2 separate regions of the Homo sapiens genome follow, and region 2 is linked to region 1. Evidence: chromatin loops called from intact Hi-C (ENCODE). Cell type or tissue: lower leg skin. All regions are shown on one strand. Links, peaks and the distances in the headings refer to the core of each region. The heading gives the core; the rest is flanking DNA. Region 1 overlaps IWS1 (interacts with SUPT6H, CTD assembly factor 1). Region 2 overlaps CYP27C1 (cytochrome P450 family 27 subfamily C member 1).

Region 1 (2,908 bases), core at 297-2,796:
TGTTGTCAGGCCCAAATGGAATGTGGAAATGGAGTCATCCAGGGTAAGCAAGCGGAGGATCGGCAAGGTGGATCTCACCTGCAGATTACTGTTTGACTCTTTACTTCATGTGTTAATAACCCTTGTAGCTCTTGAAGTTTGTCTGATTCAGAGAGGACTGTTTTCTGGTCGCTTATCTAGCCAAACCACAAATTGAGCAATAGAGAAAGGAAAAGTATTACCCAGGATTAAAGTTTATTGCTGATGAATTTTTCTTCAGTCTTAATTCAACATTATCAGGTAGGGAAGTTTCTTCTTATTAATCCCTTTACTTCAAGCAAGGCTTGAAATTGAAACCTGGAGTATTCTGATACAGTGAATTTTTTTTTTTAATAACCATGAGAAACAGAGCTTACGTGCTTCAGCAGACCTACCTCTCCCTTTCTCTTCAACGGTTTAAGCAATTCCATTGCAAATGATTAGGGTAGACACTTATTCTGTTATCATTGTAAATACTGCTCAGTGGATCTTCAGTGTTTCTCAGTAATCTCTTTTTATTCTCCAATCAAACTACTACTTCTAGCCTGGTATTCTTAAAAAGGGCCTAAGCCGATTGGAAAAGCATAAGAGGCGATTTGCAGAACAGAAACGACTCAGCAAAGTGCATCGTGCTGTCAAGTTCAGCATTGAAGGCAACAGGATGCCCCTATAGGCCTGGCCCTACCAGAGTATATACACGAGAGGTATTCCCAAGGAAGCATGTACTGTGCATGGGCTTGAATTGTCAACAGTCAGAGTGAAAAGTGTGTGTGTGTGTGCTTTCTTAATCAGAAGAGGCCAGGTCTGCTTTTAGTTTCAAAATAATGACCCTAACAGGCACCTTGGGATATTCAAGGCCTCTTGAATATTTAGAAATTGACATGGAAGTCCCTTCCTTTATCAGTATCCTAGAGAGTAATAGATAATTACTTCCCTAATATGCATTTGGGTCTTCCTGACTGGTACCCGTTTTTATGAAAAAGGTTTTTGTTAGGACCCAGAATTACAGTGATATGTGTTACAGGCATATAAACTAGTTAGTGGTTTCCTGGTGGGAGGTAGCTTGTTTCCTGCTGTCAGTGGCTCAGCAACATGCATTTGAGAACTCATTACATAAAGCCTTATACTAAATATTTAGGAGATGAATTTGATTAACACATACTCAAAATGTGGTCAGAAGTGGAAAAGACTTGGGAACATTCATAAGCCCAACTCACTGATCCACTATGCTTTGAGACTAATGGCACCTTTGTTGCGGAGCACACACAGTGTGTGTGTGTTGCCTGCCTATGGTTCTTCTCCATGACCCCTGCTTTGGCAGCTGTTTCCACTGACTCCACTCTCCTACCTGCCAGTTCATGTTGCTATTAAGTGACTATCAAAACAAAACGTACTTTCTTATTTCTTGAGAATAAATCGAGGGTAGAGAAGGACTAGTTCTGTGCCAAGAACTTCCTCCTCTCTCTCTCCCTCCTCTTTCTTGTGCCCATATCCGTGTCCCTGACCACCTCTCCATGTCCCCTGTACCTGTTTCTTTTTTGCCCTTCTGTCCTTTTTCTTTTTCTTTTTCTTTTTCTTTTTGAGACGGAGTCTTGCTCTGTCGCCCAGGTTGGAGTGCAGTGGTGCGATCTCCACTCACTGCAAGTTCCGCCTCCTGGGTTCACACCATTCTCCTGCCTCAGCCTCCCAGTTAGCTGGGACTACAGGCTCCTGCCACCATGCTCGGCTAATTTTTTGTATTTTTAGTAGAGACGGGGTTTCATCCTGTTAGCCATGATGGTCTTGATCTCCTGACCTCGTGATCCACCCGCCTCGGCCTCCCAAAGGGATTACAGGCATGAGCCATCTCCTTTTTCATTGTTTCTTCTCTCTTTTTAGCCGTCTTTCATATTTCTCTTAACATTTTTATTTTTGAGAATTGGGAACTACAATATGGCAAAGAAAATAGGTAATAAAAACTCTTAGTGGCCAATCTGCTTTGAAAGCAGAGGTTGTGTTTCCAGGGCTGTGTCCCTGTGTGCTGATGTTTCTGGTTCTGGTCCCACTTCCCCATAGGTGGAGCAGGGTTGCATATTCACTCAGGACTTGCTTCCACATTGTAGACGCTAATGAGCAGTATTAGAAAAGACATGTCCAGGAAAAGAAATGGAAATGGGTTTCCAATGAAACACTTTTTGTCTTAAGTATCATTTTTGTTTTCAAAGTTATGTAAATAAATATAAAAAATAAATAGGGTTTTTTGTTTTTTGTTTTTGTTTTTGTTTTTGAGACGGTGTCTCACTCTGTCGCCCAGGCTGGAGCATAGTGGTGCAATCTCTGCTCACTGCAAGCTCTGCCTCCCGGGTTCACACCATTCTCCCGCCTCAGCCTCCTGAGTAGCTGGGACTAGGGCAGGCGCCCACCACCACACCTGGCTAACTTTGTTTTTGTATTTTTAGTAGAGATGGGGTTTCACTGTGTTAGCCAGGATGGTCTTGATCTCCTGACCTCTAGTGATCTGCCCGCCTCGGCCTCCCAAAGTGCTGGGATTACAGGTGTGAGCCACCATGCCCGGCTAACAATTTGAGGTTTTAAATGTATTTCCAGATATGCCTTGAACTTAGTTTTTATAATTATAGAAAATGTTTAAGTACAAAGAGAAACATTATTCATGGTCCTAGCATTCAAAAGCAGTTTGATGTATTTGTTGTCTTTTTTCTACTGATAACGTTAATTAAAATTATACTAAATATCAGCCTGGACAACATAGCAAGACTCCATCTCTACCAAAAAATTAAAAAATTAGCCGGGCATGGTGGCATACATCTGTAGTCCTAGCTACTTGGGAGGGTGAGGTAGGAGAATCACTCGAGCCCAGGAGTTTGAGGCTGCAGTGAGCTAGAATCATGCC
Region 2 (2,908 bases), core at 159-2,658, 290 kb after region 1:
CGGGAGATTGTGAAGAATTTAGGGGAAAGGCATGTTCCAACTGCAGCTGATGTCCCCAAGGTCCCGCTGGTCAGAGCTCTCCTTAAGGAAACCCTGAGGTAAAAGGCTCGCCAGAATCCGTCAACAAACTGTGTCCCTTAGGTCCCTGGTTCTCTATCACAACAAGTCCTCCAAATGCCCCCCCGGCTGACCTGTTCAGGATGAGGATGTTCGTGACTGTTATTTTTTCTCTGCTCTTGTCAGAATAGCAGAAAGACCATTCTGTTTTATGGGTCGACATAATCCTTGTTCTCTGTAAAGATCTTTGGGCCAGGCACAGTGGCTCACGCCTGTAATCCCAGCACTTTGGGAGGCCAAGGCAGATTACCTGAGGTCAGGAGTTCAAGAGCAGCCTGGCCAACATGGTGAAACTGCGTCTCTACTAAAAATACAAAAATTAGCAGGGCGTGGTGGTAGGCACCTGTAGTCCCAGCTACTTGGGAGGCTGGGGCAAGAGAATCGCTTGAAGTTAGGTGATGGAGCCAAGATTGCACCAGTGCACTCCAGCCTGGGCAACAGAGCGAGGCTCTGTCTCAAAAAAAAAAAAAAAAGAAAAAAGATCTTTGGAGCAGTCATTGAATATTGTCCCTGCTTTAGCCAATTGGCTTACTGGGGGTTTCCCAAAATGTTCCTGGGTCAATGGCCTTTGACTTTGTTCCTCTGAAGATAACACGAAACAAGATCGATTTGTTAGGAAAATAGTTTGACCTGTTCAGCTGATTTGCAGACCTGGATACAAACCTCATGGTTCTTGAGTGAATGTTCTCATCTGGGTTTAGACGCCACCCAGTGAGGCTCAATTACTCCCAGACAGGGCTTTCCTGACAAACAGAAAAGCCGGAGGGATGTGGGTTGTCCTGGGTTGAGGGGATGGTTTGGGTAGGAGGTGGGATTAGGGACGGATTACATCCCTTCCCCCAAACACGGCATCCTCTGTGAGGAAATGCTGCGACAAAAAGCAAAGCTTGTTTTCTGCAGTATATACTAAAGAATTCTTTCAAAGCTGACTTGATAATGACCGTCAACCTATATAGCATGCTGTTGAACCTCAAAATTAAAAAAAAAGAAGCAGCTGGCTGTGGGGTTTATTGGTATTTGTCAATTAAAGTTTTATTCAGGGTTTTCTGAGATAATCCGATCGCCGAAGTATCTTTTCTCCAAATGCATTTCATGGGGCCTTAAGTCCTATGAACTATTCCTTGATAAAGTGGTCCCGTGGTCACATAAAATATTAGAAACTTGGAATTTCCCTCCTGGGAACACAATGGCATGTGAAAGGCTTGGCTTTGTGTTTTGCAAATGTTTTGCTTTGGGAGTCTTTTCCACATTCCTCAGAATACTCGCTGGTAAAGCAAGCCAACAAAGAAGCAGCAAAGGTCCTTGCAAAATGTTTCAGTTGAAAATGTACCATGTGTTACTTTTTAAGAATTTTTAATGGAAATGGGAATATATCCAGGGTTCTGAACGTTCAATAAAATACTGTGAAAGTCACCACGCCATTCCCGTCCCCGCTGGCTCTTTTCCAGGCTGTTTCCAGTGCTGCCAGGGAACGGCCGGGTCACCCAGGAAGACCTGGTTATTGGCGGGTATCTGATTCCGAAAGGCGTGAGTTTGGGGCCATGGGGGTGGCCAGGCCTTGCGGGTCGGGGTTGAATTGGAATCTGCTTCTACCTTCAGGAAGTCTTTGTCCCTAAGCAGAGATCAATAGGTTTCCTTTTCTTTTGCATGTATTTTAAGATGAAGATGGGGTGTTGGGAGAAAGGAAGGGAATGGTGTGATCTCACTGCTCTGGAAACTTACTGCTCACCAGCAAGGCAGCCCATGCTCCTTGGCCTGCTCCCCAGGCCGTGTGGAAGTGGCCAGTCACCGCTGGGAGTCTCTGAAGGGCTCGACGGTCTTCTCAGTGGCTGCAGTGACATTTGGGGTGCAGTGTGGAGTGGGAAGGGGGGAGCGGCTGCCATCCTGGGTGTGAGTGGACCCGGGCGGCCCCCAGGCGGGAGCACCCCGGGAGACTGTCCGGCTAGGGCTCTGGGCCCTGCCCTGCTCTTGAGTGATTCTGCCCCTTTTCCCTTTTCTGTCATCCCTGATTTCCTCAGACCCAGCTGGCCCTTTGCCACTATGCCACATCGTACCAGGATGAGAACTTCCCTCGGGCCAAGGAGTTCCGGCCTGAGCGCTGGCTGCGGAAAGGAGACTTAGATAGAGTTGACAATTTTGGATCCATCCCCTTTGGTCATGGGGTTCGCAGCTGCATAGGGCGGAGAATTGCAGAACTGGAGATTCACCTCGTCGTGATCCAGGTAGGGCGTGGAGGCCAAACGTTGGCCTTTGGGTTCGGCCTCTTTCTACTGGGCACAACAGGATAAAGACTTCCAGGTTGAAAAGCAAAGACGGTTTTGGAAACTTAAGATCAAGAGCCGTCAGGCACTGTGGCTCACACCTGTGGTCCCAGCTACTCAGGAGGCTGAGGCGGGAGGCTCACTTGAACCCAGGAGTTCAAGGCTGCAGTGAGCCGTGATCACACCACGGCACTCCAGCCTGGGCGACAGAGTGAGACCCTATCCAAAAATAAGAGCTCTGCATGATATCCTTTGAAAATGCCTCCCCATCTCCCGTGCCCACCCTGTCCTCCAACCGCGTGGCTACACTCTGAGAAACCCTGGAGGTCTAAGCGAGGCCCTGTGGGGATTGGGGACCCCGCCTCCACCTCTAGTGGCCGTGTCTGCAGTTAGGAGCTGGCCTCTCAGGCACCGTCAGCAGCAGCCCCCCCCCCCGGGAAAGGCACAGTGGTGCTCTTGCTGGTCTCCTTTGTTTAACTGACCCAACCATTTACACAGAGCAGTGGTTCTCAAGCTTCTTAGGTTGTGAA

The links. Peaks named below come from ENCODE experiments on the same cell type or tissue, not always from the same donor. Only the 100,000 strongest peaks of a DNase experiment are listed, where the experiment ranks them.
Region 2: a loop joins it to region 1, with 4 times the contacts of the local background. A loop is called at or near these places in 33 of 110 quality-filtered maps.

What each region holds. Positions count from the first base shown.
Region 1 is chr2:127,483,688-127,486,595 of GRCh38, reverse strand. It overlaps IWS1 (interacts with SUPT6H, CTD assembly factor 1), which reads left to right. Exons shown (of 14, transcript NM_017969.3): 13 at 1-43. Among named protein-coding and RNA genes, the nearest start is that of IWS1, 41 kb to the left of the region's middle. In lower leg skin, for the core only: no CTCF peak of the experiment used is centred there; no DNase peak of the experiment used is centred there.
Region 2 is chr2:127,192,525-127,195,432 of GRCh38, reverse strand. It overlaps CYP27C1 (cytochrome P450 family 27 subfamily C member 1), which reads left to right. Exons shown (of 9, transcript NM_001367502.1): 6 at 1-98; 7 at 1,566-1,644; 8 at 2,136-2,339. Among named protein-coding and RNA genes, the nearest start is that of CYP27C1, 26 kb to the left of the region's middle. In lower leg skin, for the core only: no CTCF peak of the experiment used is centred there; DNase peaks (open chromatin) are centred at 1,582 and 2,132.